Linked DNA regions of Homo sapiens: region 2 is linked to region 1. A link is an interaction called in ENCODE POLR2A ChIA-PET data of the cell type or tissue named here. Cell type or tissue: HCT116. All regions are shown on one strand. Links, peaks and the distances in the headings refer to the core of each region. The heading gives the core; the rest is flanking DNA.

The links. Peaks named below come from ENCODE experiments on the same cell type or tissue, not always from the same donor. Only the 100,000 strongest peaks of a DNase experiment are listed, where the experiment ranks them.
Region 2: POLR2A ChIA-PET joins it to region 1 with 5 read pairs; 8 of 35 experiments call an interaction of 5 or more read pairs at or near these places.

The regions. Positions count from the first base shown.
Region 1 is chr19:10,514,692-10,519,073 of GRCh38, forward strand. It overlaps S1PR5 (sphingosine-1-phosphate receptor 5), which reads right to left and starts at 2,756. Exons shown (of 2, transcript NM_030760.5): 1 at 2,707-2,756; 2 at 1-338. The coding sequence starts at 320. RefSeq lists enhancers at 46-639, 640-1,233, 4,101-4,382. In HCT116, for the core only: no CTCF peak of the experiment used is centred there; no DNase peak of the experiment used is centred there; H3K4me3 peaks cover 2,032 bases; H3K27ac peaks cover 1,227 bases.
Region 2 is chr19:10,706,433-10,710,814 of GRCh38, forward strand. It overlaps QTRT1 (queuine tRNA-ribosyltransferase catalytic subunit 1), which reads left to right. Exons shown (of 10, transcript NM_031209.3): 4 at 870-948; 5 at 1,068-1,183. Among named protein-coding and RNA genes, the nearest start is that of QTRT1, 7.2 kb to the left of the region's middle. In HCT116, for the core only: no CTCF peak of the experiment used is centred there; no DNase peak of the experiment used is centred there.

The sequences.
Region 1 (4,382 bases), core at 179-4,178:
AGCGCGGGGGACAGTTTCAGCGTGAGCGGCCCCGACAGTAGGATGTTGGCGGCGTAGGCGGCGCCTGCCAGCAGATCCGACAACGTGAGGCTGCCCAGGAGCAGGAACATGGGAGCGTGGAAGCGCGGGTGGCGTCCGAGCACCAACAACACGGCTAGATTCTCTAGCACGATGAAGGCGCACACCGCCAGGCACACCACGGCGTCGGCGCGCAGGCCGGCACCCGGCTGGTAGCGCGCACCGCGGAGCTTGCCGGTGTAGTTGTAATGCAGGACGATGACCTCGCTCACCGGCGCCGGCCGCAGCAGCCCCGACTCCATGGGCCGCGCGCCCCAAGGCTGTTGGAGAGGCAAGATACGGTGTCAGGCCGCGGTCCCCGTAAGCACGCTCGCAGCAGCCGGCTAAGTCGTGGGAAAGGGGCCCTACCCACTGACCATCACCCCCTATACATGGTGTCCAAGGGGGAGTTCAGGATGGAGGGATAGAGTCCGTGGAGACAGACATACACACAAATAATATCACGAGGGAACAAGGTGACATAGTCCCAAAAAAAGGGACATTAATAACACATGAATGGCTGGGCGCGGTGGTTCACACATGGCTGGGCGCGGTGGCTCAGGCCTGTAATCCCCGCCTGTAATCCCCCCAGGCTCAGGCCTGAGGCAGTGGCTCAGGCCTGGGAGGCCAAGGGGGGCAGATCACGAGGTCAGGAGATCGAGACCATCCTGGCTAACACGGTGAACCCCTCCGTCTCTGCTAAAAACACAAAAAATTAGCCAGGCATGGTGGCACGTGCCTGTAGTCCCAGCTACTCCAGAGGCTGAGGCAGAAGAATCATTTGAACCCAGGAGGCGGAGGTTGCAGTGAGCCGAGATCGCATCACTGCACTCCAACCTAGGTGGCAGAGCGAGACTCTGTCTCAAAACACCCCCCCTCCCCACCAAACACACACACGGCTGGGTGTGGTGGCTCACTCCTGTAATTCCAGCACTTTGGGAGGCTGAGGCGGGAGGATTGTTTGAGGCCCAGGAGTTCGAGATTAGCCTGGACAACATAGGAGAACCCCGTTTCTACAAAAATTAGCCGGGACGTGTTGGTGTATGCCTATAGTCCAAGCTACTCAGTGGAGTCCCAGCTGAGGTGAGAGGATCACTTGAGCCCGCGGGGTCAAGGCTGCAGTCAGTGAGCATTGATTGTGCCACTGTACTCCAGCCAGGACAACAGAGCAAGACTTTGTCTCAAACACACACACACAAACACACAAGCAGGGAGTTCCAGAGACGTAACAGTAAACACACAGAACGCACACAAACGCAACACACACAGAAAGAGACACACAAATACAGCGACACACTACAAGGGCAAAACACACAGTCACACACTATCAGGGAAACTAAAAAATACATCATACAGGAACAGAGTGACGCAGGCAGAAAAACACAGCGACCAAAATTCAGTCACACGAATACAGGGTCTCCCACCCAGTGGCACAGGCCACAATTTCACAACCTCCACTCACACTAGCCTGGGGCCCAGTGCACCACACTCCACACTCTTGTCTCACTGCATACAAAGCTTTTTCCTGCCAAAACCCCCTCATCCACCCAAAACCCCATGAGAAAGTTGCTCCTTGGCCAGGCACAGTGGCTTTCGCCTGTAATCCCAGCACTTTGGGAGGCCGAGGTGGGAGTATCACTTGAGCCCAGGAGTTCGACACCAGCTTGGGCAACATACTAAGACTTCATCTCTACAAAAAAATTTAAAAATTAGCCAGGTGTGGTGTTATGCCCCTATAGTCCCAGCTACTCAAGAGACTGAGGCGGGAGGATCACTTGAGCCTGGGAGGCCGAGGCTGCAGTGAGCCATGATCGCACCCCTGCTCTCCAGCCTGGGTGACAAGAGAGAAACTCCGTCTCAAAAAAAAAAAAAAAAAAAAAAGTTGATCCTATTCACTCATTTTACTAAGGCAGAGCCTGAGGACAGGAGAGAGAATCCACAAGAGGCAAACAGACTCTTACAGAGGGGCACACATGTCATTAAACTGTAATAACACTCCTCACCTGCCTCTGTGACCTTATTAATCCCCACTTCCTTTAGTCCTAATTTACAGATGAGAAAACTGAAGCTCAAAAGAAATGCTTCGTATCGAAGCAGGCGCAAAGGTTTCCATGCTCCCACACAAACATCCATGCACAAATAGTCCCCATGCAAGTCCAGATGAGAAAGCCAAGGCCTGGGGAGGGGAATGGATCTCTTTTGCACAAGGCAGGGATGCGGACATCCCAGAGAGCTTCAGTCACACACAGAGAATCAAGGCAGGCAAACATAGACAGGAAGTCGCTGGCTCACCCATGCTGGAGGTGGGGAGCCCAAATACAGGGAGACAGGGTTACACATGCTCTGAGGGGGAGGCCAACCCCATCCGCCCAGCTTGCCCGGCAGCAGGACTGAAGTATGGAAACTTGCAGTGGCCCGGCCAGGAGGGGGTGGCCAGGGGATTCCAGCCACCTTCACCCCGTATCCCAGGTCCTGCACCCAGCTGGGGAGCCCCCAGCTTCCCCCTCCCCAGAGGCCTCCAGGAAAAGTTCGGAGAACTCCCTGCAAGGAGTGGTGCGCCTTTTTAGACCGGGAAAGTGGCCGCCAGGGCGACCCCCTCCGGGTCAGGCCCAGCCCAGCGCCCCCAAAGGTCCAGTGCAGTCCACTCACTCTGCGCCCTGGTCGTGCGCCACCCGCAGTCGCGCTGCCTTGAACCGAGTGAGCGGACGCCGCTCCGGGGGCGGGGCTGGAGCTGGCAGGCGAGGGGGCGGGCCAGCGACGCAAAGGGCCGGCGGTCGCCAGCAGTTGCCCCCTCCCCTTGGGTCCCGGGCACTCAGCCCATGGCTGCCAGCCTGTGCCACTCGCCGCGGCACCGGAGCGCGCCCCGGCGGCGACTGGCACAGGCGAGCCCTCAGCTGCCCCCTCCGGGCCTGGGCTGTCCTCCCAGGGACGCTCCATCGCGGTGGGAGGACTCGGAGAGGCGGGAAAGGGAGGGTTCTGCAGCAGGGCGGTCGCAGCCTGAGCCTCTTCTCCCCAGCGGAGGGGTCTCCTCTGTCCTGGGTGTCCGGGCACTGCGCCCTCCCATTGCCCACCCACCTGTGAACTGAGCTTCCTGGGCTGCACCCCAAGGACGCCCCGTCGATGATTCGGAGGGGTCTTCAGTGGGTTGCTTAGCAGGAGTCTTCAGTGGGGGCCACCTTAGCCTGAGTCCTCTCCCACCAGCAGATAGGTTCCCGCTGCTCCCGGGCACAGGCCCCTCCCAATTTCCCGCTCCCGCCCCCGGCTCAGGGCGAGTGGGGGTGGGGCGGGCCCGGGCAGGATTGTGATGGGAACTTGCCGCTCCTCAGATAAGGAGGGTCTCTCCTGTCCCACCCCCTGGATTCCGTGTTCCCCCGACCGATTCTCTCCCACCCTTATCGCTGACGACAAAGTGATTTACTCATTAATGGTGTTTCTGGGCTGTGTCCTTAGCAGACAGTAAACCCCAGCAATGTAAGAATTTCTTTTTTTTTTTTTTTTTTGAGACAAGATCTTGCTCTGTGGCCCAGAGTGGAGTGCAGTGGCAACATCATAAGTCACTGCAGTCTCGACCTCCGCGGCTCAAGCCATCCTCCCATCTCAGCCGGCTGAACGTAGCTGCTGGGACTCCAGTCGCTTGCAACCATGCCCAGATAATGAATGAGTGTCTCCCTCACTTCCTCTGTATCTCTCTCAGGAGGATCTCAGAGTCTCTCGCCTGCGTGTCTCTTTGTCTCTGCGTGTCTCTTTGCCTCTGCGTGTCTCTTTGTTGCTGTCTGTGATGCTCTCCCACGCCTCTCCCAGGCCACTGCTCCTCCAACGACCAGTCCCGCTGGCCCCGAAACGCCCCCACCCCGACTTCCCAGGAACTTCCAGACGGTCCCAGCTCTTCCACCCTCAGATTCAGGAAGGGAGGCTGGGTCCCGCTGCTGCGACCTTCTCCAGGACCGTGCCCTTTGCCCCTGATGCTTCAGGCCCTGCTGGCCGCGGGTGGGGTGAGGGCGCCCCAGGAGAGATGAGCCAGAGGCTGAGAATAAGTGTGGATCCGGGATACCCTCGTGGGAGGAAACTCAGGGGGCACTCAGGCCGGGTCAGGCCCCCATGTAGCCCCTTGGGGATCCCAGCCCTCCTGCCCCCGCTGTTCCCTCGGTGGGCAGAACCTTTCCTGCCTGCTCTGCTCAAAGACACAGCCAATGGGACCCGCAGGGTGGGACGGTGTTAACCCTTCAGTGCCAGGTTCCCCAGTCCTGTGGACCAAGCCAACTCCAATGGTGCCCACTGGGATGACCCCTGAAGATCTCCCAGCATGGCTGTGGCTGGCACCCAGT
Region 2 (4,382 bases), core at 305-4,304, 190 kb after region 1:
TGCAATCTTAGCTCACCGCAACCTCCGTCTTCCGGGTTCAAGCGATTCTCCTGCCTCAGCCTCTTGAGTAGCTGGGATTACAGGAATATACCACCACGCCCGGCTAATTTTTGTATTTTTAGTAGAGACGGGGTTTCACCACCTTGGCCAGGCTGGTCTCGAACTCCTGACCTCAAATGATCCACCTGGGTTGGCCTTCCAAAGTGCTGAGATGACAAGCGTGAGCCATCGCGCCTGTTTTTTTTTTTTTAACCTTTTTTTTTTTTTTTTAACACAGCCTTGCTCTGTCATCCAGGCTGGAGTGCAGTGGCACAATCTTGGCTCACTGCTACCTCTGTCTCCCAGATTCAAGCTATTCTCCTGTCTCTGCCTTCCAAGCAGCTGGGAATACAGGCACGTGCCATCATACCTGGCTAATTTTTGTGTTTTTAGGAGAGATGGGGTTTCACCATGTTGGCGAGGCTGGTCTTGAACTCCTGACCTCAGATGACCTGCCTGCCTCGGCGTCCCCAAGTGCTGGGATTACAGGCGTAGTCACTGCGCCCAGTCAGCAGAGCCCTGCTGATGGACGTTTGGTTTCCCGGTCTTGCTGTGGCACGCCACATAGCAAGGGATCCCTTTGTATATTTTAGGATTTTATTTTGTGTAACAGGATAGGATTTTAAGCTGGGGAGAGGCAGGATCAAAGGCACATTCTGTAAAGCTCCTTCTGGCTGCTGTATAAACAGACCGGGAAAGTCACGTGGGAGTTAGCAAGACGGGGGATGGGGGGATGCTCTTGGGGAAGTCCAACTTGTCCCCATGTGACGGCAGGCTTTCCCCAAGCATTGCGGGCTTTCCCAGTGATGTTGCCCCCATCTCACCATCAGGCTCGGACATCATCATGCAGCTGGACGACGTGGTTAGCAGTACTGTGACTGGGCCACGTGTGGAGGAGGCCATGTACAGGTGTGTATATGCTGTGTGCATGTGTGGGATATGTGGTGGGAGGGGATCCTGGTCCCTGTAGCCTTGTCTCCTACCCCCTCACCAGGCCCCTGGGGCTTGTGACTGGGGCCCTGTTGCAGGTCAATCCGCTGGCTGGACCGGTGCATTGCAGCCCATCAGCGGCCGGACAAGCAGAACCTCTTCGCCATTATCCAGGGTGGGCTGGACGCAGATCTCCGGGCCACCTGCCTTGAAGGTAGAGCCATGCGCTGGCAGGCCCAGGGCTTGGCCATCGCGGAGGTCCCCACATGGGCCTGGCGTATGGCGGGACTGGATTGCTAATGTGTAGAAGGGCACTGCGCTAGAAAAAATAGCCGGAGCAAAGGCTCTCGGGCCACGTGCAGTAGAATGTATTGAGAGAATGGCCATGATTCCAGTAGTTAATGATCTTCTAGGTTTTTTGTTTGTTTGTTTTTGTTTTTTTTTTTGAGACGGAGTCTCAGGTGATCCACCCCCCTTGGCCTCCCAAAGTGCTGGGATTATAGTCATGAGCCACCGCGCCCAGCCTATTTATGTATTTATTTATTTTACTTTTTTTTTTTTTGGAGGGTGGAGTCTTGCACTGTCGCCCAGGCTGGAGTGCTGTGGCGCGATCTCGGCTCACTGCAACCTCTGCCTCCCTGCAACCTCCGCCTCCCGGGTTCAATCTATTCTCCTGCCTCAGCCTCCTGAGTAGCTGGGACTACAGGCACCCGCCACCAGGCCCGGCTAATTTTTGTATTTTTAGTAGAGACAGGGTTTCACCATTTTGGCCAGGCTGGTTTCAAACTCCTGACCTTGTGATCTGCCTGCCTCGGCCTCCCAAAGTGCTGGGATTACAGGCGTGAGCCACCGTACCTGGCCTCTTTATTTATTTTTGAGACACGGTCTTACTCTGTTGCTCCTCCTGGAGTGCAGTGGCTAGGTCAAAGCTCACTGCAGCCTCAAACTCCTGGGATCAAGCAGTCCTGCTTCAGCTTTCCAAAGTGCTTGGAATATAGGTGCACGCCGGTGTGTCCAGCCATGCATTACCTTTTACATGCAATGCTTTCTGGTGTTTTCTTTTCTCTTTCATTTAAAAACAACGACAACAACCCGTGCGTCATCAAAGTCATTTCTCAACCACCTGCAGTTTGACAAGCACCGCCCCATGGGGTGCTTCTCAAAGTGCTCTGAGGCTTACCTGCCCCAGCACAAACTACTGAAAGTCCTGGTAAAATGCAGCTCCCCTTCCCATGATCCGACCAGAGTTGGAGCTAGGGAAGGCCTAGGAATCTGCATGTAAACACCCTGTGTCCAGTTGGAGGATGCTCACATTACCTTCAAAACCTGGCCCCAGACAACGCCTGCATTCCTTTTTTTTTTTTTCTTTTTTTTTTTTTTTGAGACGGAGTTTCGCTCTTGTTGCCCAGGCTGGAGTGCAGTGGCGTGATCTCAGGTCACTGCAACCTCCACCTTCCGGTTTCAAGTGATTCTCCTGCCTCAGCCTCCTGAGTAGCTGAGATTACAGGCATGCACCACCATGCCTGGCTAATTTTTGTATTTTTAGTAGGGACAGGGTTTCACCATGTTGGCTAGGCTGGTCTTGAACTCCTGACCTCGTGATCCACCCCCACCTTGGCCTCCAGAGTGCTGGGATTACAGGCTTGAGCCACTGCACCTGGCCAACACCTGCGTTCTTGATGGCATGGCCTCTTCGGGTTGAACTGGGCAGCTGGGGCACAAGATAAGCCTGGACTTGGAGGCCAGACCCAGGTTTGAATCCAGCCTTTGGCATATGTAGCCTTGGACTAGTGGTTTAAGCTCTGCAAGCCTCAATTTCCTCTTGTTTCAGGCAAGTTGAACAATAGCACAATTCTGCAGCCCCTTCTGTGTCATCCAGGTCCTCAGAGCGAAAGTCTAAAATCCAGAACATTGGCCGGGTACCATAGCTCACACCTGAATCCCAGCACTTTAGGAGGCCAAGGCAAGAGGATTGCTTGAGACCAGTCTGGGTGACATAGTGAGATCCCATCTCTAAAAAAAGAGAATTGGGCCAGGCACGCTGGCTCACGCCTGTAATCCCAGTACTTTGTGAGGCCAAGGCGGGCAGATCACGTGGTCAGGAGTTCGAGACCAGCCTGGCCAACATGGTAAAACCCCGTTTCTACTAAAAATACAAAAATTAGGCCGGGCGTGGTGGCTCGCGCCTGTAATCCCAGCACTTTGGGAGGCTGAGGCGGGCAAATCATTGAGGTCGGGAGATCGAGACCAACCTGGCTAACACGGTGAAACCCCATCTCTACTAAAAAATAGAAAAAATTAGCTGGGCGTGGTGGCGGGCGCCTGTAGTCTCAGCTACTCGGGAGGCCGAGGCAGGAGAATGGCGTGAACCTGGGAGACAGAGCTTGCAGTGAGCCGAGATTGTGCCACTGCACTCCAGCCTGGGCAACAAAGTGAGACTCCATCTCAAAAAAAAAAAAATTAGCCAGGCATGGTGGTGGGCACCTGTAATCTTAGCTACTCGGGAGGCTGAGGCAGGAGAATCATTTGAACCCGGGAGGTGGAGGTTACAGTGAGCTGAGATCACACCACTGCACTCCAGCCTGGGCGACAGAGCAAGAATCTGTCTCAAAAAAAAAGAAAAAAAGAAAATTAGCACGCAAGCATGGGAGTGTGTGCCTGTGATCCTAGATACTTGGGAGGCTGAGGTGGGAGGATCGCTTGAGCCCAGGGGTTGGTGGCTGCAGTGAGCTATGATGACATCACTGTACTGCAGTCTGGGTAACACAGTGAGACCCTGTCTCAAAAAAAAAGAAGAAAAGAAAAGAGAAAAAACTTAGAATGCCCTGAAAAATTTGCAACTCATTTCATGGCTAACTTAGATCTCTCATTTTTTATCCCAGTTGTTACAAGTATTCACATATTTTTATTTTTATTTATTTTTTATTTTTTTGAGATGGAGTTTTGCTCTTGTTGTCCAGGCTGGAGTGCAGTGGCACCATCTCGGCTCACTGCAACCTCTGCCTTCTGGTTTCAAGCGATTCTCCTGCTTCAGCCTCCCGAGTAGCTGGGATTACAGGCACCAGCCACCACGCCTGGCCAATTTTTGTATTTTTAGTAGGGATGGGGTTTCACCATGTTGGCCAGGCTGGTCTCGAACTCCTGACCTCGTGATCCACCTGCCTTGGCCTCCCAAAGTGCTGGGATTACAGGCGTGAGCCATGTGCCCAGCCTATTTTTATTTTTTAAATTTTACTTTGGCCGGGCGTGGTGGCTCATGCCTGTAATCCTGGCACTTTGGGAGGCTGCAGTGGGCGGATTACCTGAGGTCAGGAGTTCAAGACCAGCCTGCCCAACATGGCGGAACCCTGTCTCTATTAAAAATACAAAAAATTAGCCGGGCATGGTGGTGGGCGACTGTAGTCCCAGCTACT